7 separate regions of the Mus musculus genome follow, and regions 1, 2, 3, 5, 6 and 7 are each linked to region 4. A link is a loop called in an ENCODE intact Hi-C map of the cell type or tissue named here. Cell type or tissue: heart. All regions are shown on one strand.

Region 1 (4,000 bases), 200 kb after region 4:
TACAAATGGTTCTGAGCCCGCTGATACACATGCCCAGACCGGAACTCTAATCCCCTGGTAAAGCCGTAGCTGCTCCTAACGGCTTAGACATCTCCCCAGCCCCACTTACTTTATGTTAGACAGATAACCTAAAGGTGTGCTGGATAGCAAACCCAAGGCCTTGCACATCCAGGCAAGGGCGCTGCAATTGATCTGCATCCTTAGCCATGCGTGTGTGTGCGCGTGCATGTACGTGCACACTTGTACGTGTGTTTCTTTTTATAAATTCTGAGAGAGGACCTCACTCAGTTGGGCACCTGGTCCTGAACTGGCCTCATCTTCCCTCAGCCCCCCAAGTTGCTGGGAGGACACGTGTTCCTGTTTTACTTCTTTGGTGTGATCACATACATTGATAAAAAGCAGTGTGGGGGAGGGAAGGGTTTATTTGACCCACGGGCCCCCGGTTACATTGCAAGGGAGTCCACCAAGCCTTGAAGCCTCTAGCAGTATCAGTCACATCTGTAGTCAAGAGCAGAGAGAATGGATGCACACTTATTGCTCCCCAGGCTTGCTCTGTTTTACAATTGAGCACCCAGGGGATGTGGCCACGCCCCTTCAGTCTGGCTCTAACCACCCACGTTATATTAACATAATCAATATAGTCCTCCACAGACATGCCCACAGGCCCATTAGATTTAAGGGACTCCTTACTGAGGTTGTCTAACCCCTAGTTGTTCAAAACATCAAAAAGTGGAGGCCAGAGGGATGGCCCTGCGTGGGAAAGCCCTTTTTGGGTCGAGTCAGCAATTCAAACCATCACAGCTGGTGTGCATCGCCTTGGATTTTGAGACAGGTTCTTGCTACGTAGACTAGGCTATCCTGCAATCCATAATCCTCCTGCCTCAGCCTTCCCGTGTGGGATTATGCCACAATGTGCAGCCTTTATACTGTAAATATATGAGACCGTGTTCATGTCTTTAATGGATTTTTTTGGTGCTAGGAGTGGAACCCAAGGCCCAAGTGCATGCTATGCAAATGCACTGTTGCTGAGCTGCTGGGCTGTGTGTGCTCCAGACTCTTAGCTTTTTTTTTTTTTTTTTTTTTTTTTTGGATATAATCTCACTGTGCAACTCAGGCTGGTCTCGAACTTAGAAACCTGCAACCTCAGACTCTGAGTTCCTAAGATCACAGGTGTGGGACTCCCCACACTGGATCCTGGTGTGTTAACTTCTCTGTCACACCAGGAGAATGGGCCCTGTTCTTATTCTCCCATGAGCTCCTGGGTGTCTGGGATACAGTGGTTGCAGGCTGGTCCCTGCAGGGGTCCATAGAGGAAGATTGTAAGTCTCTGTTTGAAAGGCATATGTGTGTCCTGGTCCCATCTGGAGACAATCTCCTCTGTCTCAGAGTTGAGGCTCTCTGGCCTGGCTTTCCCTCCTCCAGTTGAGCTTCCTGGACAGTGTCTCCTAACGTCCTCTGTTTTCTCACAGACAAAGGCCCCAGTGAAGAACCGTGGTCAGAAGAGAGGCCGGCCGAAGGTGAGGCCTACCTGTATCCCATAATTCCCTCTCCGTGTCCACTCTAGCCCCAGAGAATTCCTCCCTTCTACTCCATCACCCTGAATTTATTTAGGTTGGGAGACCCATGTGAGGTGTACCAGGTGGGAGAAAGTTCTAGACTGTGTTATAACTGACAGGCATCCGTCAGAATAAAGTTTTAGTTTAGACTTATATACACATATCTAACTGACTTCCATGAAGGAGTCTAAGCCTCAGTTGGGCCCCTCATCTTCCTGAGCAAGCTATTAGGCTTCAATATGTAAAACTAGCATTCTGTATAGAAGATACACTAAGAAAAATTGCATTTCCTCTCTCTCCTGAGCAAAAGACAGGGTAGGTGGTAATCCTGTTTATTACTAGCATGTCTACTCAGAGAATAAAACAGCCTCTTGTCAGAGATGAAGGTCACTTTGTACAACCCAGCTTGACATAGGTCAGATACCTGTAATTAGGAAGTGTTTGCTGCCCCCTGGTGGCAGTGATGCAAATTACAGGCTTGCTTTGCACCCACTAACTAGGTATGCAAAAGCCAGAAAAGTACAGGCGTGGGTAGAGCTGCCTTTTTCTTTGTTCCGTTTAAAAGTCTCACCACAAGGTCATTTCTGATGCCTCCAGAGCTGGGGGGTAAGTGAAGCAGCAAATTTCTCTACTCAGGAAACTCAGCACACTGCCTTTGCCTTCCAGAGAGCCCTGGTGACGTGATCCGGCCCCTACGGAAGCAGGTGGAGATGCTGTTCAACACGAAATATGGTGAGTACGGAAAGGGGCGGGCCTCTAGGACAGAGACAGAGACAGGGCTGGGAGTCACCTAACTAACTGGTCCATATAGTTCACCCGTGGCAACAGCCTCCGGCCGAGAATCCCACCCTGCTGGCCTGTTGGTCCACACACTCTTCCTCCAGATCATTCTCCGGCTCGTGTGCTCTCAGTCAGCCTTAGCCACAGGCCTCGTGGACAGCTGCAGGCCTTCCTGGAAATTCACAGCAAGAAATGGCTTTCTCCGCAATCCAGAAGAGTGGGGGTGTGACTCAGTGGTACAGTGTTTTCTTAGAACCCACCAGGGGCGGGGCTCAGAGATTGAGAGCCCATTCGTATAATCCTCTCATGAGGGGTAGAAATGGAGCTCAGTGGTAGAGCCCCTGCCTAGAATCCCCCAGGGAGGGGCTGGGGGCGTGGCTCAGTGGTAGAGCCCCTGCCTAGAATCCCCCAGGGAGGGGCTGGGGCGTGGCTCTGCAGTGAAGTGCTTGTTTAGCGCATATAATGCCCTGGATTTCATTCCTAGCCCTACAGTAAAATAAGGAAGAGTCCAGGAAAGAGGACAAGATGAAAGAAGCCTGCTTTCTTTGGCTCCTTGAATTTGCCATGTGCTGGCTTTTTACACCGTCTCTCATCCCTTCTTTACACTGCCCTTGTACCCTAAGATCCGTTTTACAAATGAGGAAATAGGAAGTTGCCTGCAGCCATGATTAGGCTACTCAGGGGCAGAGTACCTTAGACATGGCTCATCCTAGGTCTGGCATACAAATGGGGCTGTGTGAAGGCTCAGGGGTTTTGAAGGCAGTAGTGGGGGGAGGGGAGAGCAGCAGTCACCTCCCAGCAATACTTCTATGTTCTGAAGGCTTGAGTGAAGAGCAGCTTTGGGGTTCACATTCCTGGGCTGTACGCCTCCAGACACAGCAGGACTTTCATTCTGCCTGCCGACTACATGTGTTTTTCTCTCCTCTGGCAAGTTGATTGGGTTCAGCTGAGCGCTGTCTCTAAAGCCCTGCCACCTGCAGCTTGCACAGAGAGATGGGGGCAGGGATGGGGGTTCCAGGTTGCCTTACGGCAGCCGTGTATTCGCAGCCAAAGCTATTGGTACCTCAGAGCCGGTCAAGGTGCCCTACTCCAAGTTCCTGATGCACCCGGAGGAGCTGTTCGTACTGGGACTGCCTGAAGGCATCTCTCTTCGGAGACCCAACTGCTTTGGGATTGCAAAGCTGCGGAAGATTCTGGAAGCGAGCAACAGCATCCAGTTTGTCATCAAGAGGTAAGGTCTGGGCTGGGTGTTCCAGGCTAGCCAAGGAAACACAACAGACAGACATTTAAAAGGAGCGTGGGCTTGAGGGTGGGGCTGGAGAGATGACTCAGCTGTGAAGGCCTTTAGCTCGATGGACCTGAGGGGTGGTCTTTGGATTAGTGGTTCTCAGCCTGTGGGTAACAACCCCACAGGCATGGTTAGGGGTGGGGTGGGAAGATGAGGGGGCGGAAGTTCCAAAAAACCCTTTCACAGAGGTTGCCTAAGACGGTGGGAAAGCACAGATATTTACATTATGATTTGTAATAATAGCAAAATTGTGAAGATGCAGCAAACATGTTGTGGTTGATGGTCACCACCACGACATCAAGGACTGTATTAAAGGGTCACAGCATTAGGAAAGTTGAGAACCACTGCCTCGGATCCAAACTGTGGAAGAAGAGAA
Region 2 (4,000 bases), 88 kb after region 4:
TTAGGGTAGCATTACTATCATCTCCCACCCTGGCCAGACCAGCCTCTCGCTGGTGTTTGAGACAGGGTTTCCTGAAGCCCAGGTTGTCCCAAAACTGGCCTTGAATCCACGTCTGAAGAGCTTGACCACAGGCCTGTTTGGTATCACTCCAGTTTAAGTGGTGCTGGGAATAGAACCCAGGGCCTCTGATTTGCTGGGGCCAGGGCTCTACACACTGAGCCACACCCCCAGTTTCCATCTGTGTTTGAACTCTCTCCGTTCCCTGCCGCTTCCCCCAGCTCTAGAAAACAAGTGCAAATCAGGAGAGAAGAAGATAGATTCTCTCCTGAAGGAGAAGAGGCGCCTAGAGGCAGAGCTGGAGGCTGTGTCTCGGAAGACCCACGATGCCTCCGGCCAGCTGGTCCACATCAGCCAGGAGTTGCTGCGGAAAGAGAGGTGAGCGCCCGGGACTCGGCCTCTGAGGTTGCAGAGATCTTTTCTTTTTTCTTATTTCTATTACCATCATTATTATTTTAATCTTTTTAGATGTGATTCTTTTATGAATATGAGTGTTTTGCCTGTGTGTGTGTCTGTGTGTCCTAAGTTGTGCCTGGTACTCTCAGAGGTCAGGAGATCAGATCCCTGGGAAGTTGAATTGCAGATGGTTGTGAGGCAACCCGTGGGCACTAGGAAGCCAACCTGATTCTCCTGCAAGAGCATTAAGTGCTCTTAACCGCTGAGCCATCTCTCCAGCCCCTCAGAGTTCTAACTGCAACGCTGCAAGCAGCACGTGATAGAGATGAGTGTGTGTGTGTGTGTGTTGAAGATTTGTTTATTTATGATTGTGTGTGTGCCTGAATATGCACTGTGTGTATTCAGCTGCCTGTGAAAACCAGAAGGGGACCTCAGATCCCCTGGATCTGGGCTTACAGATGGCTGCAAGCATCCATCTGAGAGCTGCGAATCAAACCCAGGTCCTCTGAAAGAGCAGCCAATGCTCTGATCCACTGAGCTGTTTCTCCAGCCCTAACTTCTGTTTTCTGGGGACAAGCTCTCCCTGCATACCCGAGGCTTGCCTTGAGTTCCCTAGTCCTCCTTCCTCAGCTTTCCATGTGCTGGGACTGTAGGGGTGAGGCCCCGTGCCCAGTTAATCCAGCATAAGTAACAACATGGTTTTCAGGTTCGTTTTTGTTCTGTTTTATTTTATTTGCCTATGGGAAGTTGTACATGCTATAAAAATGTGTGTGGGGACAGAAGATGTAACTTGCTGGAGTCCGCTCTCTTTTTCCACTGTATGGGCCCCAGGGATCGAACTTAGGTCCTCAGCCTTGGTGGCAAGCACCTTGACCCACTGAGGTATCTTGCCTGGCCTCTCTGACTTGGAAATAATGATCTCATTTACCTCTAAATCCAGCCGGGTCGCTGAGCACGATCGTGCATGTGATCTCAGTATTCAAGAGGTCAAGAGGTTCCCCCGAGGCTGTGGGATGTGACTCTGTTGGTAGAGAGCCTTCCCGGCACGCAGGACATCTGAATTCTGTGCCCAGCACCACGTACATCAGACATAATGGCTGTGACTGTAATCCTCAAACTCAGGAGGGGGAGACAGGAGGGTCAGGAATTCAAGGTATTACATAGAGTTGGAGGCCAGTCCAGGCTTCATGAAACTCTGCCTCAAAACAAAAAGGGAAAAGGGGAAAAAAAAAAAAGTCTAAAAAAACGTGTTGAAATCCGGGCGTGGTGGCGCACGGCACGCCTTTAACCCCAGCACTCGGGAGGCAGAGGCAGGCGGATTTCTGAGTTCGAGGCCAGCCTGGTCTACAGAGTGAGTTCCAGGACAGCCAGGGCTATACAGAGAAACCCTGTCTCGAAAAAAAAAAAAATGTGTTGAGTCTGGGGAGATATCTGCTCCTCCATATGATCTCAGATTGATTCCCAGCACCTACACAGTGGTTCACAAGCATCTACACCTCTAGTTCCAAAGGGTCCGACACAATCTTCTGGCCTCAGAGGATACCAAGCATGAGTATGGTACACAGGCATACACGAAGACCAGACACCCTTATACAGAAAACAAAAGTAAATATCCAAAGAAGAAACAAAAAACCCCAAAGCTCTAAGATCAGCTAAGTCCTCTTGATCATCCCACATCCAAAAGCTATTCCTCTTGGGTGTGGTTGACCCATGCCACATCCTTCTTGCTTGGCTCTGGTTACCATTGCCTTGTGGCTGGCGCCCCCTGGTGGTAGTGAACCTCCAGTCCAATGGCTCATACTACAGAGTTGCAGAATTGATGTGACTATCTGCCCACTCCAGGAGTCTGAACGAGCTGAGGGTGTTGCTGTTAGAAGCCAATCGCCACTCCCCAGGGCCCGAGAGAGACCTGAGCCGTGAAGTACACAAAGCTGAATGGCGGATAAAGGAACAGAAACTGAAGGATGACATCCGGGGCCTGCGTGAGAAGCTGACCGGGCTGGTATGTGCAGGCAGGAGGTGGGGGCGGGGAGAAGGGTTTGCCAGGGCTGTCCTGCTGCCAGGCCGAGGAGACCAGCGATCTCCTAGAGTCACAGTGGGGGGTTGAAAATTCAGTCCTCCAGGATCTCAAGCACGGAGCAGATGAAGGGCCATAGCCCCTTTTTAGACATCGTCACCAGAGATGTCCCTACATGAAAGAGTCTGCTCTGTCCAGAGCCAGTCATGCATAGAGGATTAAAAAATACATGCAGGGAGTATCTAACCAGAAACCAGGTTAGTTATCTAACCAGAAACCAGGGTCTGGGCTCCTTGTTAAGTAGCGTGTGGGGTTCTGTCAGTAGAGAGGCGAGAGGTTCAACTCAGGGCCCTGAAGCGCCTTCTCCGGTGGAAACTACTGGACTTTGAGCTGAGTTGCAGTGAGTGAGTGAGAATGGACTTATTGGCAGCGTAGGACAGAGCTGGTCCCACCTCTTTCCTTTCTGTTTCACATTTACAGCCCGATGTTCCAGCCGTCTCTGGCCACCTCTGGCATATGGATTGGGTGGATCAAAGAGAATGGGCCTCTTTTTACCCCCACACTTTGGGGCTTGGGGGTTAGATGTGTTGTTTCTGGCCCTGGAGGGATCCATGGGTTAGGCGAAGGTGGAATAATAAAGGATGCTTAGAGAGCTGAGAGGAGGTGACTCAATTGATAGACTGTGTGAGTAGAGCCCTGGGTTCTGTCCCCAGCACTACGTAAAATCAGATGTAGTGTCCTGTGCCTGTAATCTCAGCACCGGGGATGTGGATGTAGGAAGATCAGATGTTCAAGGCTATCCTCAGCTACATAGCAAGTTCTATGCTAGCCTGGGCTACATCAGACTCTGTATCTGAAACAGAGCTTTTTAAGCCATATGGGACCCATCTGGTTTCATATCTGCTCCTAGGTATGGGGTTATCAGGCCTAGCTGCTCTGCCAGTGTTTTGTGTCTGGCTGGTTAAATGCCAGCTCACATGTGCACCACAGGGTACTTGTGGCCTCTATGACTCTGTGCCACAGAAGGAGACAAAGACAAGGCAGATTTCCCAGAAGTGTTGGGCACAGGTAAAGGGAAGCTCAGATTTTTACCTGGAGCTCTGTGCTGGTAGACCAGCCCCGCACTTGGAAAAGCATAGTGGAAAGCTAGAAGATACATGAAAAAGCGCTGGGCGTGATGGCGCATGCCTTTAATCCCAGCACTTGGGAGGCAGAGGCAGGTGGATTTCTGAGTTTGAGGACAGCCTGGTCTACAGAGTGAGTTCTAGGACAGCCAAGGCTACACAGAGAAACCTGTCTCAAAAAACAAAACAAAACAAAAGATATGTGAAGAGTATGGGGCCCTGAGAATCAGGGAGATCTGCACAGAAACTCTGAGCTTGGCCTAAAGGCCCAGGCTGGGCTGAGCATTAAGGAGACGGGGCCCGACACGAGTGTCTTGGAATGCTTTGGTTGGAGACCAGAGTGGGGTGTGTGGACTCTAACCATTGTGGTGGAGGAGAGAGGAGACACTTGTAAGGAGCCAGGCTC
Region 3 (4,000 bases), 56 kb before region 4:
ATGCCTGGCCCAGCTGGTTATTTTATTTTGTATGTATGGGTATCTTCCCTGCATGTATGTCTGTGTACCTCACGTGTACCTGATACTCTCTGATCTTCTTGGAGGCTAAAAGAGGTTGTCAGATGCCCCTGAAGCTGAGTTACAATTTTGAGTTGCTATGTGGTTGCTAGAGATAGAAATGAAGCCCCTGGAACATTAGACAATGAGTGTCCTTAGCCTCTCCTGCCCCTGGGGTTTGTTCTGTAGTTTTGTTTTGTTTTTTTTAAAACATTGTGTCTTTGTGTGTCAGGGGTACAAAAAAGTGCTGTAAAATTCAGAGGTTCTCCTTCTTCTTGGTTTTTCAAGGCAGGGTTTTTCTGTGTATCCCTGGCTGTCCTCGAACTCACTCTGTAGAGCAGGATGGCCTCAAATTCATAGATCCGCCTGCTTCTGCCTCCAGAATGAGGGGAGTAAAGGCCTTTGCTACCACTTCCTAATTTAGGAGTCACTTCTTAGGAGCTGTCCATCTTGGTTGAATTTTTTTTTTTTTTTTTTTTTTTTTTTTTTTGAGACAGGGTCTATGTACCTGGTCCTCCCGCTAGATGTGTGTGTGTGTGTGTGTGTGTGTGTGTGTGTGAGAGAGAGAGAGAGAGAGAGAGAGAGAGAGAGAGAGAGAAAGAGAGAGAGAGACTCATCTTCTACCATGTGGGTCCTGGGGATCAAACTCAGGTCAAGCTTGGTAACAAACATCCTCACTCACTGAGCCCACCTGCCCACCCTTAAAATTTCTTTTTCAGAGCAGACTCCTGCAAAAATAAAACATATCTAATCTCTTATCAGTTCAACTACAAACAGCCTCATCTTCACCACCCCTCCCCAATACCCAGACAGAGAATACAATTTGTTTTGTCTTTATAAGATTTATTTTGTTTTTTATTTATTTTATTTTATTTTGGAGACCAGTCTCAGTCTTCCTAGAGTAGGGATTACAGATATTTACCACCACGTCGTTTGTAGCAGGTCTCAAAAACAAAGATATTTCACTTCGTCTTGTTCACACACACACACACACACACACCATTCTCACTTACAAGCCTTCTGCCCTTGGTCATCTAGGGACCTCTACCTAGAACAGGTTGTCTTCCTTTTAGCTTTACCCAGGGACCATTTGTCCTGAAGAATTGTGCCCAAGTGGGACCAAGTGGGGCAGACCTAGGGCACTTTAATAAATCTAACGTGATACCAGAGATCCCAACATAGTGGCACACTGTCACCCCAGCCCTTGAGAAAGGGAGAGAGCAAAAAACAAAAAAACAAACCCAAAAAAACAAAAAACAAAACTAGGGGTTCAAGGTCATCCTCAGCTACAGCGCCCCAGCTCCAGGCCAGCCTGGGCTCCACAAAACCCAAACTGAATCTAGTGACAATGAGAAAGCAGCGTGCAGGGTGACAGACAACGCCCGAGGGGTAGGTGACCACGGGGCAGGGCGGGGCAAGGACAGTAAGAGGCAACCACGCGTGAAAGCAGCAAGCTAGCACACAATGGGCCTGGGAGGGCAGAGCGTGCGCGCGGCGCCCCGGGGGCCGGCCGCCGCACCACGTGGGCCGCAGAGCGCGCCGGGGCCAGCAGCGGGCCCCGTCGGCCCAAGGCCGGGCGCGGCGGCGCGCGCATGCGTGCGTGCGACTTGCGATCAGGCAGCGCGGCGGACAGCCCCGGTAGCGGGGCGGGCGGGGGGAGGAGGAGTTATATTGCGGGGTCCTTCCTCGCTGGCCCGCTGGTTCCTCAAGGAGCGGAGACGGCAAATGGCGGACTTCGATACCTACGACGATCGGGCCTACAGCAGCTTCGGCGGCGGTAGAGGGTGAGGCGAGCGGGGCGCGGTCAGGCGGGCCAGCGGCTCGGCCGGGGGGAGTGCCGAAAGGTTCGAAGGGGGAGGCGGCCTTGCCGCGCTCACTCGAGACGGGCGGCGGGAAGCGGCCTGAGCAGGCCCGAGGCGAGGCCTGGAAATGGCGCGCTCCGGGAGCGGCTGGCGACGGTTAGGCTGCGGGTCTCTCGCTTGCTCGCGGCGCACATCCTGCCCTCGGCTCCGCGCCGGCCCCGGACCCGGCACCCTGCGGGGCCTCGGTCGGAAAGTTAGATCACAGCGACACCGGAGGGTTTCCCGGGGATACCAGTGCCCGCCCGCCGCGTCCAGCTTTCTCCCCAGCGCGCTCCGGGCTGGGATGCAGCGCGGAAGCGGGCGGCGGCGGCGGAAGCGGCCTGCCCCTCTCCAGGGTCCCCGCTGCCTGGCGGAGCCCCTGGGTCGCTTCTGCGAGAGGCCCGCCGGCAGCGAGAGGGGCGATTTCCCTTCCGATTCGAGTCTGGATGCTGGGACCGTCGGATCCAGCGAGGGAGACAGGGAGCGGGGACCTGAACCAAAACAAATCCACCGTAGTGGGGAGTGTGCGTGGCTCTTTCTCTCTGCCTCCCTGGCGTTTCGAATGCCTTATTGACAGATACTACGTGTCTGCTGGCGGAGATTGTTGATTTCTTCCCAGTTTCTTCCCTGACCTGGGGAATCGCTTTCGCTTCGTTCTGATTCCGGTCAGATAAAGACAACATACTTTAAAACCAGTCCTCCTCCCACCTCCCTAAATCCTTTACTGATGAATAGATAGCTCCTGGTGCATAATTCCAAAAAACGGGCGCCCGGATAGTTTGTGCCCTTTTAAATAACACGTTACCAGCTGGGGTTGTGGCTCAGTCACAGAGCGATTGTCTAGCATATCTTGGATTCAGTCTCCTGCCAAACAATAGAAATAAACAAGCATCAGCCACTTGCTTTTTTTTCTTTTTTTTTTTTAAGCTTATAGGAGTTTTATGGGACAATTTAATCGTCTTGTTTATTTGTCAAGGACACACTTGGCTTTTATCCTTTTTTACAGCAAAGGTGACTTGCCCGGAGAATATCACAATAGTTGTACTGAGGTGTTGGGTTTCCTAGGTGGCTGCCCCCAAAGTGTCTTTTGTTAGGTGAAGAATGATCACCTTTAAATACCTGGGTTTGAGAGTGAGTCACAGTCTTGTTTGGTTGCAGTAGTGTACTGGGTACTCTTCATGCTTTCAGAAGGAGGAAGTTGGGGCTAAGGTGGAGCCACACGTATTTTATTTGCTAATAAAAATAAAAATAGGTGTTGGATGAAATGTTAGCATGAATACCCTTGGGGATGGCTTTCTAGGTATGGGATTTGTACTAACGTCCCATTGGGTTGTTTTTTTTGTTTTAAAGATAGAGTCTTGGTGTGTATGTAATTCTGGCCAACTTGGAACACGCCATGCAGACCAGGTGAATTCAGCCCACCTCTGCCTTCCCAGTGGTGGGATTAGAGGCCTGAGCCGGCATGCTCAGTTTGGGTTGGGTTGTTTTTCTCTACTTGAAAGAAGTAAATGTGCTCAGGGGCTCTTTTTTTCCTACTCGAATCCTCATACTGTAGAGAGGTTGAGGCAGGAGAAACCCAAGTTTCAGACAGCCTGGACTACATAGTGAGGTCTTATCTCAAAGGGGAAGAAAACGCCTTTGAACAAACTTCCCAACCTTTGATGATGATGGAAAGGTCATTAGACTTAGCACATGCCACAAATGAGACCCTTGAATAACTTTAAAACATTAGAAAAAAATTCAAATCTCTCAAGATGCAACTTATTTGAAATACTTATAGGCAGATGAAAATGTTAGCCATTTACCTAGATGATCTCTCAAAGCTAATTTGAGATTCTTAACTTTTGGTTTTTCGATACAGGGTTTCTCTATGTAGCCCTCCCTGACTGTCCTGGGACTCACTGTGTAGACCAAGCTGGCCTTGAACTCAGAAATCCTCCTGCCTCTGCCTCCCAAGTGCTGGGATTAAAGGCGTGCTCGTGCGCCACCAAGCCTGGCGATTCTTAACACTCCTTTAAGCATCCCTTAAAGATGTTCTGAAAAGGGCTGGTGAGATGGCTCAGTGGGTAAGAGCACCCGACTGTTCTTCCAAAGGTCCAGAG
Region 4 (4,000 bases):
CCTCACACTCCCTGTGTAGCTAAGGTGTGAGCTACTCCAAGGGGATACCCACTTTCTTTTTACTTATTTCGATGGCTACCAGACAATGCTAAATTATATACATGGTGCATTTTCTTTTCTTTACTTTCCTTTTCTTTTTTGAGTGCTGGGGATGAAACCCTAGGCCCTGAGCATGCCAGGCAAGGGTCTGCCACTGAGGGATATTTCCAGTTTGCATACTTTTCTAGTATACTTTACACTTTAGGCCAGCATTCTCAACCTGTGGGTCGAGGACCCCCCACCCCCGCCCGGGGCTGTTGACTGACCCTTCCTCAGGGAATGCATAAGGCCACCAATAAACTTAGATATTGACATCATATAACATAACAGCAGCAGAATTGCAGCTATGAAGTAGCAATAAAAATTTTATAGTTGGGGGGGCACCCCAACATGAGGCACTGTATGAAAGGGTCACAGCATTAGGGAAGTTGAGAACCATTGCTCTGGAGAGATAGTTCAGTGAACCGAGGAACCTCTCTGTGGTCTGCTGTCAGAAACCTTACTTTTGATAAAGAAAAACTAGTGCTGGGGTAGCTCCATGCTAGCATGTGGTCTGGCAGCAAGTTCCATGCAAAAACTAAAAGCTCAAAATTCACCTGCAGCCCCTGTCCATAGGCAGAAGACACAGTGGGGTCAGAATTCGTCATTCTCGACTATACAGAAAGTCTGCAGCTAGCTTAGGGTGGTGAGACCTACCGTAACAAAAGTGAAACACACACACACACAGAGTTTTGTTTTGTTAAACAGTGTTTCTATGTGTAGCCCTGGCTGGCCTCCAACTCAGAGAATCACTTGCCTCTGACTTCCAAGTGCTGGGATCAAAGGTGTGTGCCACCACCTGGCTAAAGCTAATAGTTTTTTAAGATGAGATTTTTAAACAAATAAAAAAATATGAGGCCAGGGCTGGAGAGATGGCTCAGCGGTGACGAGCACTGCCCGCTCTTCCAAAGGCCTTGAGCTCAATTCCCATAGTGGTGGCTCACAACCATCCGTGATGGGTTCTGATGCCCTCTTCTGGTGTGTCTGAAGACAGCTACAGTATACTCATATACATAAAATAAATAAAAGCCATTAGCATTGCACTGCATGAGGGCCTATTAGTCACGTTTAAGCATCATTTAGATGAACCTCGAGACACATATTCCTCAATTTCCATAAATAAAAATCTCTACCTTTGCCTGGTGGCTTACACCTGCCATTCCAGTATTTGGGAAGCTGAAGCAGGAGAACTGCAGAAACTTCAAGACCAGCTTGGGCTTCACAGTGAACCCCAGGGCTGTGAATGGGCCTCAGTCCGTAGAGTGCTAGCTTAGCGTGCACGAGGCTCTGTGTTCCATCCCCAGCACTGCTTTACGGAAGTAATGCATGCCCTGTCACCCCAGGATCAACGTTCAAAGTCATCCTTTGCTACGTAGTGAGTTCGAGTCCAGCTTGGGTTACACAGGACACGATCTCAAAAAAAAAAAGAAAGAAAGAAAGAAAAAGAAAAGAAAAGAAAGAAAGAAAAACAGAATATCTAGCTTCAAGAAGGAAAGGGGAAATCTGCGCTCCTGGGGACATCTGCACCTTCTCTGTCCCCTAGACCCAGGTCGAACCCAGGGTTCCTGGAGCTCGGCCCGCCCTCACGTCTACGCGCGCGTTACTATGGCTGCAGGCTCACCACGGCAGCTCGTAGTGGCCGGCGGTCTTGCTGGGGACAGGCGAGGGCTCCTGCGCCCCACTCTCGGATGGGTCACAGCCACTCTCCTGAACCTCCATTCCGGTGGCTGCTCTTCCCGCCACCCGAGGCCCCGCCCCATGCCGCTTTGACGGAAGTCTGGGTCCTGGTTTCCGGGCAACGCCGAGAGGAAAGCGGAAGTGCGTTATAGAGGCGGTGAATCTCTTCCTGCGCCTGCGCAGAGAGCACCGCGTAGCCATCCCTGGCCGCTAGAGGCCGCAGTGATCTCAGGAGCTGGCGTTTGAGAGGCGGGGGGGGGGGGGGGGGAGACATTTTATTATATCTTATTTAATTGTGACATTAAATAAGATAAAATAAAATCATTTCATTTCTTTTTACTTTCATGGACTTTTATTTTTTTTGAGACAGGGTTTCTCTGTGTAGCCCTTGACTGCTCTGAAACTCACTGTGTAGACCAGGCTGGTCTTGATTTCAGAGATCTGCCTGCCTCTATCTCTTGTGTGTGCCACCAATGCCTGGCTAAAATAAGGTTTTTTTTGTTTTGTTTTGGTTTTGGTTTTTCGAGACAGGGTTTCTCTGTGTAGCCCTGGCTGTCCTGGAACTCACTTTGTAGACCAGGCTGGCTTCGAACTCAGAAATCCGCCTGCCTCTGCCTCCCAAGTACTGGGATTAAAGGCGTGGGCCACCACGCCCGGCTAAATAAGTATTTTTAAAGAGATGCTTTCTAGGCCCAGGTTTGGTGGCACAGGTCTTTAATTCCAGTACTTGGGAGCAGAGGCACATGGATCTTTGTAAGTTCAAGGCCAGCCAGAGCTATGTACTATCACAAATTTCAGAGCTATCACAAAAATTAAACAAAAAAACAAAAAAAATACAACAATAACAAAACTAAAGATACTTTCTGGCCAGGTAAAGTAACACACACCTGTCATTCTTTTTTTTTTTTTTTTTTTTTTTTTTTTTTAATCATATGTGAGTACACTGTAGTTGTCTTTAGACACCTCAGAAGAGAGCATCAGATCTCATTATGGATGGCTGTGAGCCACCATGTTGTTGCTGGGACTTGAACTCAAGACCTTTGGAAGAGTAGTCAGTGCTTTTAACCACTGAGCCATCTCTCCAGTCCCACACCTGCCATTCTTACACTACTAACAAGCCGGGCAGGAGGAGAGTGAGTTCTGGGACTAGAAAAGGGAGACTCTGTCTCAACAAAGCAACTACAACAAAAAAAGCTGACATGACACATACCTGTAGCTTCAGCACTTGAAAGACAGATGCCAGCCTGGGGTACATGAGATTCTTAAAGAAATAATAGGGCATGGGTCAGAAGCCTGGGTTCCACCAGTATCAACGAGGAAAAAAAAATGGTTTTCTCCAAGGTGGCATTTTCAAGGTTTAAGGCTGGTGATTTCCAAGCAGGCTCGCCCTACCGTTAGCAACCTCAGCAAACTGCTTATTTTCGTAGTCTGCCTGCCCAGACACATCCCACGGAGTGCCTCTGGTAAGCACAAAGGTTTTTATTTGAACTCTTTGGCTAAACATTAGCAGTTTTTTAATTGCTTTCCTTGCTTTTTGTTATTGTTGCTGTTGAGAAGGTGTCTCTGTAGCCCTGGCTGACCTGGATGTGTGAACCAGGCTGGACTTGAACCAGGGGAGATCCCCCCACCCCTGTCCTTGGAATGCTGAAATTAAAGGCTGTGCCACCACTTCTGGTCATGCTTTGTTGTTGTGTTCCCTCTTTAGCAATAAGAAAACAAGGAGAGAACTTTTACTGATGGGCACAGAGGACGGATTTTATGTCCCTGGATGTGGGGTGACCTTTAAGACCTCAGCTGTGGGTGGCTGATCATTGAGCCTTTCTTTCCTTTGGTTTCTGGTCTGTTGACATTTCCTCAGTGAGCATGTCCCTGCTGACAGCGCTGGGACCTCTTCATCTACAGAGCCACAAGAGACCAGTTGCACCCAACTTGGGTAAGATGTGTCTTATGAATCCCTGAGCAAATGATTGATGGGAGACAGAGACAAGAATGTTCTCTCTCTCTCTCTCTCTCTCTCTCTCTCTCTCTCTCTCTCTCTCTCTCTCTCTCTCTCTCTCTCTCTCCTCTCTGTTGTTTCAAGATAGGGCCCCACTATGTAGCCCTGCTTGTCCTGGAACTCACTATGTAGACCAGGCTGGCCTCGAACTCACAAACATCCACCTGCTTCTGCTTCCCAAGAGCTGAAATTGAAGGCACTGCAACACCCAGGTCTTGAACTTCTGAACCCCCTGCCTCTACCTCTGGA
Region 5 (4,000 bases), 120 kb before region 4:
GGAAAAATCGCTCTAGGACAGGAGACAACTATGGAAGGAGTACCCGCCCCCCAAGTTGAGCATATTGCCAACCAAGCTTAGAGCATAAGCCACAAGGCACCACACAGGCATATGAGACGGAGACATTTAATTAAGAAAGGGACGTCAAGGCTTGAGGACATGGCTCAGTTAGCAAAGCATTTATCATGCAAGCATGAAGACCTGAGTTCAAACTCCCAGTGTGCATGTAAAATTTGCAAGCTGGGGAGGAGGTGATTGGAGGATCCCTGAAGTTTGCTGGCCCAGCTAGTTTTGCCAAATTAGTAAACAAAAGGTTTAGTGAGAGAACACAGGCACAAATACACTACACGCAAACACCCCGCAAAGAATGTGGCTTCAGTAGCATACGGCAGTGGGAAGGAGCTGATACCAGACATCATGACCAGGTGATAAGGCTACAGCATGGCCTGCCACCACACATCACCAACCATAAGTCTCCCTTTCAGGAGTTGCAGCAAGACCTGGCTTTGGACTTTCTCCCATTTATCCAGGTATGCCCAAGTGTCCTGCCCTGGGACCCTGTTCTGGGCTCTGCCAGACTCTTCTTTCTCCTCTGCTCCATTTGTCCAGAAGAGCTGAGCTACCATCTATAATAGACCCAAAGATGAGCCCAGACATCAATCTGGTCCATAAGGACCTTTCTAAGGACAGGGACACCCTTCATATCTCTCAGTGTCCCTGTGGGTCAAAGAGCTTCCCTACCATACTTCTCCTGAGGTAAACTGAGGCTCAGAGACCACTAACCACTATTCAAAGATCCCACAGTGAACAGAGACAGAATCAGGGACTCCTGCTACCCAGGTCCAGGACTGGCCCGTTCCTATATCACATGTCCTGCTCCAATCAGGGAGGAACATGGCAGGCTCCCAGAAGTGGGCGTACTGATAATACCTTTTCTCCTTCTTTCCCCATAGGTGGTGGTGCTGGGGGCCTGGGAGTTGGTGGTGAGTCTTCAGTAAAAAGACATCTCATAAACTAGCCTTGTTGGTAGAAGGAATCTTAGCACTATTGGGGGGTGGGGGGGGTATGGAGTCTGAAGCAGAAGGATCAAAGTTCAAGACTAGCCTGGACTATGGAGAGCATTCCAAACAACTTAGTCAACTCAGCAAAACTCTGTCTCAAAGTCTTTTATAAACATTTTTTTAAAAGGGCTGATGATGTAACTCAGCAGTAAAGCAATTACTTAGAAACCCCTAGTGAGGGGCTGGGAGTGTGAATTGGTGATAGGTTACCTGTCTAGAATCCTCCAATCAGTGGCTCAGCAATAAATCTCTTACTTAGAATCTTTCTGATACATTACAGGCGTGATTCAGTGATAGAACCCCTGCCTGGAATCCCCCAGGGAGAGGCTGGGGGGGTGGCTCACTGGTAGAGCACCTGCCTAGAATCCCCCAGGTAGGATCCAGGAGTGTCACTCAGGAACAGAGCTCTTGTCTAGAATGCACTAGGTCAAGGTTCCGTCCCAATACTACAGAGCTTGACTCTGGGAAGAAAGGTGTTAGCAAGACCAGAGGTAGGTGGGCTGATTGGCAGGAAGGTCTTAGGAGCCTACAAAAACAGGGTGGAGTTGGCACAAGATGGGGATGCTGGTAGAGATAGGGGAACCCAGTATCCTCCCCACCTCATCCTTTCCCAACACCCCCATACACAGGAAAACCCCCGAAGCCCTATGGAGGAGCCCTTGGAGCCCTGGGATACCAAGGTAAGTAGAGACTCTGTCCCTAGGGAAGGAAGACACAGAGTCAGAGGTCAATGCATATATTCATAGATGGGAGCAGGTCTAGGACCCTCCATGCTTACCCTTGGTGTAGCCTGAACATTCTTGCCCATGCCCCTCTCTGCACAGAGGAGTCTGGGACTTGAAAGAGACAATGAAAGAGAGTGGGAAGGACTTCCAGGACAGACCACCAGGTGGCACTAACAGGCCACATCTGGGAGAAACTACATGAGGGCTAGACACCAGCCTGTGCTACCTCCCTACCCCAGGCTATCTATCCCCAGGTTTGCTAAACAGGTCTTCTCAGAATTCAGCAGGCTGTGGCAGAAGCATTGGCCAGCCTGAACTCTATAGGAAACAGTGTCAACAACAACCCCAACCAGAGAGAGAGAGAGAGAGAGAGAGAGAGAGAGAGAGAGAGAGAGAGAGAGAGAATGAATGAGAGCGAGCAAGCAATGAGAATATAGCTCTAGGTTTCATCCCTAGCATAGTATAAAACCAAGCAAGGTGGTGTATGCCTATAATCTCAGGATGGAAGGAAGGGAGGGAGGGAGGAAGGAAGGAAGGAAGGAAGGAAGGAAGGAAGGAAGGAAGGAAGGACAGACTAGCTTCTTTTAGATTTTTCCTGGGATGGAAGCAGACAGAGGGACCAAGCTGACCATCACTTGTCTGTGACCTGTCCCAACCCAGGTGGGGGCTGCTTTGGGAAATCCTGTGGCCGGAAGAGAAAGTGATCTTCTGGGGACCCCTGACTCGCGACCTCATCAACGTTGGTGCTACTGCTTGGTGGAGAATGTAAACCTTCTATGACCACCCCCTCCTCCATCCCCCTGACCCCCACCTGGGAGGGGACAACAGGCCAGTGGCCTTGGAAACCCACAGGACAAGGAAATCAGACAGCAGCAGCCATGCAGCCCTAACCAGAAACTCCCCCCACCCTATATCAGAGGCCAGGGCGGGTGTCCCATCTCTTCCCACCCAGGAGCTCCCCCCCACAGTCTCCATCTCCAAGGGAAATTGGTGCTACATGTTGGTGCTTCTTCTTTGTGGGGGGAGGGAGGAGGGAAGGGTATCCCAGGGGGGATTGCCCCCTTCCCTGAAGCCCCTCTATTAAGATGGTGCACACCTTTGTTGGGCAGTCCCACCTCCCCCTGCCCACCAGGAGCCATTCCTGGCTGCATCCCATTGGTACCCAAATACCGGAAGCCTTGACGATGGATTTGGTGACATGATCCCTCTCTCTTTGGTTCCCCTGTCCCTGCCTCCTGTTACCTAAAGCTACTTCCCACATCTGGGACACCCTGGAGTCAGATGGCTCCTCACACTGGGAATAGCTCCCTTGTTCTTATGGAATCCACCTGCCATCCACCCATCCACCTACTCATCCATCCATCCATCCATCCATCCATCCGTCCATCTTGACTGCCTAGTACCACTAAGCTGGCTGGGCATACCCACTATCAACCTGGTTCACCTGTCATGGCAGCCTGTCCCCGTCCCCACCACACACCCCGATCCTGGCCTAGGGTGCAAAGGGTTGTGTGGGCTGGTTGTCCCCACATGCAGTACTGTAACCCCGTTCTTCCTGGAGCCACTCTTACAGAGCATGTCTCACCACCCCACCTCTTTGTGTTTCGCTGTGATAGATCAATAAAATATTTTATTTTTTGTCCTGGATATTTGGGGATGATGTTTGATTGTTGGTGTGCTCTTTGGGTTTATTTTTGTGGCTAATTGGGGAGAGAGAGAGAGAAAAAAAAATTTCTAATCTGGGGAGCTATATCCTCAGGAGAAAATTCATTTTAATCGCTTTGGTATAACTCTGGATGAAACACACATTTAAAAAAAAATCAAAAACGAAATAAGAAAAGAGAATTAATTGCTCTAGCAATGACTAATAAATATAAACTTTTTAAAGGCTATTGTCTTGGGTCTCTTTTAGGTTTGTATGCGTTGGTGTGTGTTCAAGTCCATACACGTGTGTGTGCAGAAACCAGAGAACAACTTTGAGTGTTACCTCTTGTGTGCTCTCTCTCTCTCTCTCTCTCTCTCTCTCTCTCTCTCTCTCTCTCTCTCTCTCTCTCTCTCTCTCGTTTGAGGTATAGTCTCCCCCTTACCTAGAACTCACCTAGCAGAACCGCAGGGTTCTGCCTGGTCTGCCCCTTCCCGCAAGTGCTGAGATTATAAGCACTCACCACCAAACCCTGCTCTTTTGCTTTGTACATGGGTTCTGGGGACCAAATT
Region 6 (4,000 bases), 210 kb after region 4:
GTACAACTGCCTCTCTCCTATCCAGGTGAAGCTCTGGGCATCAAATACCCAGTGCAGGTGCCCTACAAGAGAATCAAAAGCAACCCAGGCTCGGTAATCATTGAAGGCCTACCCCCCGGGATCCCATTCCGCAAACCCTGCACCTTTGGCTCCCAGAACCTGGAAAGGATTCTCTCTGTGGCTGACAAGATCAAGTTCACGGTCACCAGGTATTTGATGAGGAAGAGCTCAGACTAGCCTGGCTGGGATTGGGAGCTGGCTCCAGAAGTTCCTATAGTAGGGGGTGTTGGAGAGGGACTACAGCTAGCCAGTCGCGCTAAATGACTTGCTCCGTGTTTGGTGAAAAAAAACCTTTGCTCAAAAAGGAAACAAAGAAAAGTAGACTGATGAAGGAAGATTCTGGAAGGCGACCTTTGGCATGCATGTGTGCACATAAACAAGACTACTTCTCTCCCCCACCCCCCGTGCACATGCTCACACGGTACAGATCCCAAAACAGGCCTCGAATCCCAGCACACAGGAAGCAGAGGCAGGAAGGTTATGGGTTAACCTTCATAACCATAAAGTTATGCCCAGCCTTCATAATTAGACCCTTTCTTTAAAACAAAAACAAAAGCTAGGGAAGTGGCCTGGTTGGTTTCATGGCGTGTCTAGGACACACGAAGTCCTGAGTCCCATCCCCAGCTCTCATAAACCAGGAGTAGTGGTGCATACCTGTAACCTCAGCGCTCAGGCGGTAGAAGCAGGAGGAGCAGACTTTCAGAGTCAGCCTTGGCTAGAACATCAGGATTCAAGGCTAGGCTGGGCTCCATGAGACCTCTCAAAGAGTCAAACATTGAATGCTAGTGTCTGAAAAGGACCCTGGGCTTTTGTTACCAATCCCTTGGCAAGCTAGTATCATCATCTACCTGGTGGTAACCTCGTCCCCATCCCTTTCCCCTGAAGCTCACTTCTGTTTCCCTTCCAGGCCATTCCAAGGACTTATCCCAAAGCCTGGTAAGTGGTACTTCTGGGGGTTTGGGAGGTACTTGGTATTAGGGGTGGGGGTTTGTGCACAGTTCTGGAAATTCAAAACCTTCATGGGAGACACCTGCCTGGCTCAGGCGCAGGACCAGGGTACTACCCTGCTGTTCCTGCAACTCCCTTTGCGTCTGCCTCCGGTTGATGGAGAAAGGCTGCAGAATCCCTGGTCTTAAGACCCAGAGACCCCGTTGAGATAACATTGGAACCACGGGCTTCACCCAGTCAGTCCCATGACCTCCGGGAGACCTGGCTAACTCAGGAAATGGGGAAAATTGATGGCAAATGTATTTGAATGTTGTCATAGGGTACAGGGAGCTTGGTGGTAATATGTGAGGCATTGGGGAGCTAGGAAGATAACATAGTCTATAAAGTATTTGCTGTGCAAACAAGAGAACCTGAGTTTAATCCCAGGAACCCACATTTAAAAAAATCTGTGTAGGGGTGGATGGGATGGGGGGGGGGGAGAAAACACAGCTGTGCTTTGTGGTGCAGTTTGTAATCCTGTTTGGAGGAGGTGGAGCTTTGCAAATTGCTAGGGCTCACTGAGCAGCCTGCCTGGTCTATTCAGCAAGTTAGCTCCAGGTCAGTGAGAGACCATCTCAAATGAACAAAAGAAAAAAAGCTGAGCATAGTGGCCCACCTGGGAGGCAGAATTTGAGGTTTGCTTGTCTACAAAATGAATTCTAGGACAGCCTGGCGCTACACAGAGAAACATTGTTTCAAAAAACAAAAGCTAGAGAGCTCCTCTGGAATCCCCAGTGAAAGGCTGGTGAGTGGCTCAGTGGTAGAGCCCCTGCCTAGAATCCCCCAGTGAGGGGCTGGGGGCGTGGCTCAGTGGTAGAGCCCCTGCCTAGAATCCCCCAGTGAGGGGCTGGGGGCGTGGCTCAGTGGTAGAGCCCCTGCCTAGAATCCCCCAGGGAGGGGCTGGGGGTGTGGCTCAGTGGTAGAGCCCCTGCCTAGAATCCCCCAGTGAGGGGCTGGGGGCATGGCTAAATCAAGCTTGCTAAGATTTCGTGTATTTCACCAAGCCTGGTTTATGAGGTACTGGGGCTGGAACCAGGGCTTTATGCACTCTAGACAAGAACCTATCAAATCAAGTATATCCTTAGCCCCCAAGACCCCATCTTGAAAAAAAAAAGTAAACAAAACAAACAAAAGAAGCCCCTGGCCTCATTTTTACCTGCTGCAGCAGCTAACTGGGTGGACTCTAGGATCCTGGTGCCCACTGTGGAGAGAGCCCTGGGTGGGACCAGAGGCTGGACCAGAGCTGGCAGTCAGACCATGAGGGAAATGAGTACTTCCTCAGGAAGGAAGCTGGGGACAAGGCAGTACTTGTGAACACAGAGGGCTGCCTTTCCACCAATGAGAGATCCAGAAAGTCCCTTCTTTGGGACTGACCCTAGCTCAGCCTGTCTGCCCTCCACCCCAGCTCTTGAGTTAGTTTGTAAACATGGGCCTCTTGGACCCTGGCTGATGATAGCCTAAAGTCAGACCCTAGCCAGTTGCCACCCCTGACACAAGTGATTATCTAAGCTGATGTCACTGCTGGGTGCTTCTGCTCCTGTCCCTCTGGGGTCCAGGAAGTATGGCTAGACCTCCAGCCTCGGTAGGAACCCAGTATATAAGTCAGCCAATCCCCCTACAGCCCCCATGGCTCTCCCTGGCCTCCAAACGCACTCGTTTTGGGGACAGCGTCCTGATATGTATCCCAGACTGGCCTCAAATTTGTGGCCTTTCTGCCTCAGCTTCCAGAGCGTTGAAGTTACAGTAGTGGGCCACCACTCTGGGATCGGTTACCTTCTCCCAGGAGGAAACATAGACTCAAGAGAGTTGAAGGAAATTTCTCGAAGTCACAGAGCATTTGCCTAGCCTGGCTGAGATTTGAAAGGAAAAGACTTCCCTACTTGCAGGAGCTAAGTTGTACCTTAATGTGCTAAATCTGATTCTGCTGAGTGTCTCTCTGTCGCCCCCTCCTGACCACTAGGTGCAATGACATGGGTCCTATGGTCCTATCTGTAACCTCCCTTTTTTACAAATTCCCAGTTTAAACTGGTTTATTTACTTGATGGATAGGGTTTGATATTAGGATTTTTTACTTATGTTCGTTATGTTTTTTCTAGACAGGGTTTTTCTGTGTAACCCTGGCTTTCTTGGAACTTGTTCTGTTTACCAGGCTGGTCTTGAACTTATAGAGATCTGCTTGTCTCTGGCTCCAGAGTACTAGGATTAAAGTCATGAGCCACTAGCATCTGGTTTTAGAATTTTGAGTGAGTGTGTGCGTGAGTGGGGGGAGTGTGCCTCTGTGTGTGTGTATGTGTGTGTGTGTGTGTGTGTTTATGTACAGAGGCCAGAGAGCAACCCTAGATGTTGGTCCTGTGGAGCTGCCCTATTAAATGTATTATTATTTTTATTTTATTTTATTTTTTTAAAGATAGTATCTCTCACTGGCCTGAAGCTAGGCTGACCAACTAGTCCCAGGCATCCTTCTGTATCTGCCTCTCTGGTGATGGGATTACAATTTCACACTATCGTTCATAACTTTTAATCGAGGGGGTGGGGGAGAGGTAGGGAAAAGAATTGTTTGTGAGTGCAATTCCTTTAGAGACCAGAAGATGTCACCAGATCCCCTGCTGCTGGAGTTTCAGTTTTGAGCTGCCTGGCACAGGCCCTGAGAACTGAACTCAGGTCCTCTCAAAGAACAGTGAGCATTCTAAACCACTGAGCCATCTCTCCAGCCCTAAGCCTTGCTTTAAAAAAAAAAAAAGAATTACTACATAGTGTGTGTATGTGTGTGTGTGTGTGTATGTATACACCCAGGTCTTCAACCTTAGAGGCAGGAAGGTGTTTTTACCATCTGAGCTACTTGGCTGGCTTCAGGCCCTGCTTTTACAGAGGATGTGGGGCTCAGATCTTATGTTTCCAAGCTAAACACTTTACCCACTCAGCTTTTGTCTGTTGTGGTTATTGCTGCTGTGTT
Region 7 (4,000 bases), 82 kb after region 4:
TCCCTGTGCTCAGCCCAGCACAGCCATGTAGGCTGCATTCGCTCCTGTGGGGCTCAGCGGGGATGGAGGGGCCGGGAGGGCGTGGCCTCTGCGCGCCAGTTCCAGAGCATTTTCCTTGTGCCTGGAGCTAGCCAAGGGGGGCTCAGAGGAGGAGGAGCTTCTGTCTCCCTCTGTCAGAGCCTTGGGAATCATCGGGACCACTGTAGACTGAGAGGACCCTACTTGATCCTTTGTGGGCTTTGAGAGCCATTGAAGGCGCCATTTTGTTAGGCCCTAAACTCTGATTGGCCGAGACTTGGCAAATGGCAAGTTCAAGGCCAGACTCAGTACCTTAGTGAGGTTCCGGTTCAAAGTTGTTTTTTAAAAAAGAGCTGAGCAGAGCACTAGAATGCTTCCCTAGGAGAACCTCAGTTCCATCTCCAGCATGACAAAGCAAATACACACCGTCTGTGGCTAGGGCTGCCCAGAGCCGCTTTTGCTCTCTGTACCTGGCACTCAGGTACCACCCACAAGAAAGGCACAGAAACTGTGCCTCCCAGATCCTTGTCTCATCAGACACCTATCCAGGGACACGAAGATGTCCCTTTAGCCTCTAGAAAGGTCACAGCCACCATGACCCGCTTTGTCCCAAGTCTAGAAATGCCTACCTTTATGGTCCTTGCCCCAGATGAGCATGCCCCGTTGGTCCCTGAGGGATGTCAGGGAGTGTAGAGAGCCCCGTTCGTTCTAGCAAGCCCAGAAGGATGTTTTAACTGGCTCTGTGCTCCATATCGTGCACTGGTCCATTTCGAGGTTTATTGTGTTTAACCATGCACAGATATGCACATGTTGCATACCCAATGCCCATGGAGGCCAGGGCTTCCTGTACCCTGGAGCTGGAGTTCCGAGTGGCTGTGAGCCACCTGGCTTGTGTGCTGGGAATTACACTCAAGTAATCTGCAAGCGCAGTGCACACTCTTAACTGCTGAACCGTGTCTCCAGCCCCCAGTAACTCATTTAAAATACCCTTACAAGGGGTCAGCTAGGAGCTTGACTCTCTAATCCATTCACGGTATCTCTCGCAGTGTGGTGTTTAGGGAATCAAGTATCTGTAGCTCCAGGTCTTAGAAGAAAAGACATCTTCCTGCCTTGTTTCTTTCTCTCAGGAAGGAACTTTTTTTTTTTTTCCTTATTTGTTTGTCTGAGATAGGGTCTTGCATAGCCCAGGCTGCCCTCAAACTCGCTCTGTAGCCGAGGAGAACCCTAAATTCTCTATCCTCTTGTCTTTAACTCTCAGGTGCTAAGATTACAGATCTGAGTCACCATACTCCACCTTGCTGATACATGTGTGTATGTATGTGTGTGCATGCTCACGTGTGTGCACATGCGTCTATGGTGTGCATATGTGTGGAGGTCAGAGGTCAACCTTTTTGTACCAACTTTTTATTTTTTTGGACTGGTCTGGAGCACGTGACATAGGTAGGCTAGGTTGAATGGTTGGCCACTCATCACCAAGGATCGGCCTGCTTCTGGTTCCCAATGCTTGGATTACAACTGTGCACCATTGTGGTGTCCAGCCTTTTTTTATGTGGGCTCTGGGGCCCAGACTCCAGCCCCACTGCTTGCCTTTTACCAAGTGAGTCAGCTTCCTGGCTCACCGGGTTTTCTTTTCCAATCAATGTTTTCTTCCTTGGCTTCTGAGTTTACTACTAAGTATTATGAAGAAGGCAAGGCAGTTAAGTCCCTAGATGAGCTGGCCCTAGATGGGCCATCCAGGCTCTGTTGTACACATTGAGTGCTTGTTTTATGATTGAAGAGCTGGGGGCGTGGCTCAGTGGTAGAGCCCCTGCCTAGAATCCCCCAGGGAGGGACTGGGGCATGGCTCAGTGGTAGAGCCCCTGCCTAGAATCCCCCAGTGAGGGGCTGGGGGCGTGGCTCATTGGTAGAGCCCCTGCCTAGAATCCCCCAGTGAGGGGCTGGGGGCGTGGCTCATTGGTAGAGCCCCTGCCTAGAATCCCCCAGTGAGGGGCTGGGGGCGTGGCTCATTGGTAGAGCCCCTGCCTAGAATCCCCCAGTGAGGGGCTGGGGGCGTGGCTCAGTGGTAGAGCACCTGCCTAGAATCCCCCAGTGAGGGGCTGGGGGTGTGGCTAAGTGGTAGAACACTTACCTAATATGAAAAAGGTCCCAAGTTTCACCCTCTGCTCCTTGCTCCCCAAAATAGCAGTTCAGGGGCAGCAGGGGAATTCTTACAAGGCAGCTGGAAGCCAAGTGGGAGCTTCCCTTTTCTCAAGGAGAGGGATCCAAGTGTGTCTGCTCCCCCTGCTGGCGCATTGGGTCCCTGCATCCCCAGGGCCCCTTTTCACAGGTGGAGGTGTGGCCTGGGTGGTATGGCAGGCATGTCCCCTTACAGGACTGTTCTTTCAGGTGATCGAATCCAGTGACCTTTCTGAGGAGACAATTCGGATGAAGGAGACTGTAGAGGGTGAGTAGCCTCGGGTAGGAGTCAGGCTTTGTGGAAAGCTAGCTGGATGCCACCTTGGAGCTGAGTCACGAGGTCTGCCATCAGCGACTCAGTGAGCGCCTGCTGTATGTAATCACCCCTCCAGGAGTGAGTGTCATGGGATCAGGGAAGGAAGAGGTATATCCGAGATTCAAGAACCACCTTCATACCTGGAGGCCATGGCACATACCTTTATTCCCAGCTCCTGGGTGTCAAAGGCAGCAGATCTCTGAGTTCAAGGCCAGCTTGATCTACAGAGTGAGTTCCAGGACAGCCATGGCTGTACAGAGAAACCCTGTCTCAAAGAAAAAAAAAAAAAAGAAGCAGACAAACAAAAACTGTTTTCCATGCACTGTTGAGATGGCTCTGTGGGTAAAAGGCTCGCTGTCGAGGTTGACGAGTTGAGTCCCATCTCCGGTGGCACATGGTGGCAGAGGGGACTGGACGTCTGCAAGTCGTCCTCTAACTGTCACCTTCAAGCTGTAGTACACACACACATCTACACAGTAAAATTAATGGAATTTGGAAACGTTTAAAGGTAAAGGGCTACCTTCCCTGTCTGGGATATTTATAGAAAGGGAAAAACCAAAGGATGTAGGGGTCAAATTGCAAATCTCAGGAGCTTCGGACTACAAGTGGTCAATTGCTCTTACCTTGGTGACAGTCCCGTCCCTCTAGAAAACAGAAGCCTTTGTGCCTAGTGCTGGCTTTTGTAACTTATTTGGTGTTTACCTTATTTTTAAAAATTAGATAAATAATGTTAGGATTAGAGTATATAAATTATATCATATAAATAAAAGTTAGATATAAGCTGGTGTGATGGCATACACCTTTAATCCCAGTACCCAGAGGCAGAGGCAGCTAGCCTGGTCTACAGAATGAGTTCCAGGACAGCCAGGGCTACACACAGGAAGCCTGTTTCAAACCCCCATTTCCCCCAAAATCATACATAAACTAGCCACGCACATGCTTATAGTCCCAATTCTAGGGAAGCTTAGGCAAGACTGCCGTGAGTTCAAGGCTAGCCTGGGCTATATATTGAGACCTTGTCTCAAAAAATAGTCATGTGGGATAGGATTCCCATGAGTTCAAGTTTAACTTGGACTATATCTCAAAATTCTTTGTTTTTTAAGATTTATTTATTAATTTTATTTATGTGAGCACACTGTAGCTGTCTGTAGACACACCAGAAGAGAGCATCAGATCCCATTACAGATGGATGTGAGCCACCGTGTGGTTGCTGGGAATTGAACTCAGGACCTCTGGAAGAGCAGTCAGCGCTCTTAACCACTGAGCCATCTCTCCAGCCCTCAAAATTCTATTTCAAGGAAAGTAGATATAAGTTGGGGGTTGGGGGTGCGGCTTGGTACAGTGCTTGTCTAGCATGCATGAAACCCTGGGTTCTATCCCCAGCACCATATACAACTGGACCTGGTGATGCATGTCTGTGATCCTAGCACATGGGAAGTAGAGGCCGGAGGAACAGAAGTTCAGGGCTATCCTCAGCTATGTAATATGTTT

Evidence for each region. A loop is a pair of places that touch in the nucleus more often than their neighbours do. Peaks named below come from ENCODE experiments on the same cell type or tissue, not always from the same donor. Only the 100,000 strongest peaks of a DNase experiment are listed, where the experiment ranks them.
Region 1: it touches region 4 in a loop (2.5-fold over the local background); 9 of 42 quality-filtered maps call a loop at or near these places.
Region 2: it touches region 4 in a loop (3-fold over the local background); 30 of 42 quality-filtered maps call a loop at or near these places.
Region 3: a loop joins it to region 4, with 4 times the contacts of the local background. A loop is called at or near these places in 2 of 42 quality-filtered maps.
Region 5: it touches region 4 in a loop (2.5-fold over the local background); 4 of 42 quality-filtered maps call a loop at or near these places.
Region 6: a loop joins it to region 4, with 2.6 times the contacts of the local background. A loop is called at or near these places in 8 of 42 quality-filtered maps.
Region 7: a loop joins it to region 4, with 5 times the contacts of the local background. A loop is called at or near these places in 31 of 42 quality-filtered maps.

The regions. Positions count from the first base shown.
Region 1 is chr5:134,383,307-134,387,306 of GRCm38, reverse strand. Gtf2ird1 (general transcription factor II I repeat domain-containing 1) reads left to right here. Exons shown (of 30, transcript NM_001081464.2): 15 at 1,470-1,517; 16 at 2,223-2,288; 17 at 3,384-3,567. Among named protein-coding and RNA genes, the nearest start is that of Gm46925, 37 kb to the right of the region's middle. In heart, a CTCF peak has its summit at 2,017 (motif pointing left); a DNase peak (open chromatin) is centred at 2,046.
Region 2 is chr5:134,492,664-134,496,663 of GRCm38, reverse strand. Clip2 (CAP-GLY domain containing linker protein 2) reads left to right here. Exons shown (of 17, transcript NM_009990.3): 13 at 279-435; 14 at 2,296-2,455. Among named protein-coding and RNA genes, the nearest start is that of Gtf2ird1, 38 kb to the right of the region's middle. In heart, a CTCF peak has its summit at 2,219 (motif pointing left); a DNase peak (open chromatin) is centred at 2,223.
Region 3 is chr5:134,637,082-134,641,081 of GRCm38, reverse strand. It overlaps Eif4h (eukaryotic translation initiation factor 4H), which reads left to right and starts at 1,673. Exons shown (of 7, transcript NM_033561.2): 1 at 1,673-1,841. The coding sequence starts at 1,783. In heart, no CTCF peak of the experiment used is centred here; a DNase peak (open chromatin) is centred at 1,651; H3K4me3 peaks cover 2,598 bases; H3K27ac peaks cover 1,960 bases.
Region 4 is chr5:134,580,586-134,584,585 of GRCm38, reverse strand. Rfc2 (replication factor C (activator 1) 2) reads right to left here and starts at 1,896. Exons shown (of 11, transcript NM_020022.2): 1 at 1,700-1,896. The coding sequence starts at 1,797. In heart, a CTCF peak has its summit at 1,936; DNase peaks (open chromatin) are centred at 1,875 and 2,383; H3K4me3 peaks cover 1,855 bases; H3K27ac peaks cover 799 bases.
Region 5 is chr5:134,702,271-134,706,270 of GRCm38, reverse strand. It overlaps Eln (elastin), which reads left to right. Exons shown (of 37, transcript NM_007925.4): 34 at 486-530; 35 at 954-983; 36 at 1,691-1,741; 37 at 2,447-3,676. The coding sequence ends at 2,490. Among named protein-coding and RNA genes, the nearest start is that of Limk1, 16 kb to the right of the region's middle. In heart, a CTCF peak has its summit at 1,943 (motif pointing right); a DNase peak (open chromatin) is centred at 1,828; H3K27me3 peaks cover 1,593 bases.
Region 6 is chr5:134,373,103-134,377,102 of GRCm38, reverse strand. Gtf2ird1 (general transcription factor II I repeat domain-containing 1) reads left to right here. Exons shown (of 30, transcript NM_001081464.2): 21 at 26-209; 22 at 968-996. Among named protein-coding and RNA genes, the nearest start is that of Gm46925, 27 kb to the right of the region's middle. In heart, a CTCF peak has its summit at 3,654 (motif pointing right); DNase peaks (open chromatin) are centred at 2,422 and 2,962; H3K27ac peaks cover 634 bases.
Region 7 is chr5:134,498,553-134,502,552 of GRCm38, reverse strand. It overlaps Clip2 (CAP-GLY domain containing linker protein 2), which reads left to right. Exons shown (of 17, transcript NM_009990.3): 10 at 1-27; 11 at 2,404-2,461. Among named protein-coding and RNA genes, the nearest start is that of Gtf2ird1, 44 kb to the right of the region's middle. In heart, CTCF peaks have their summits at 910 and 2,309 (motif pointing left); a DNase peak (open chromatin) is centred at 2,312.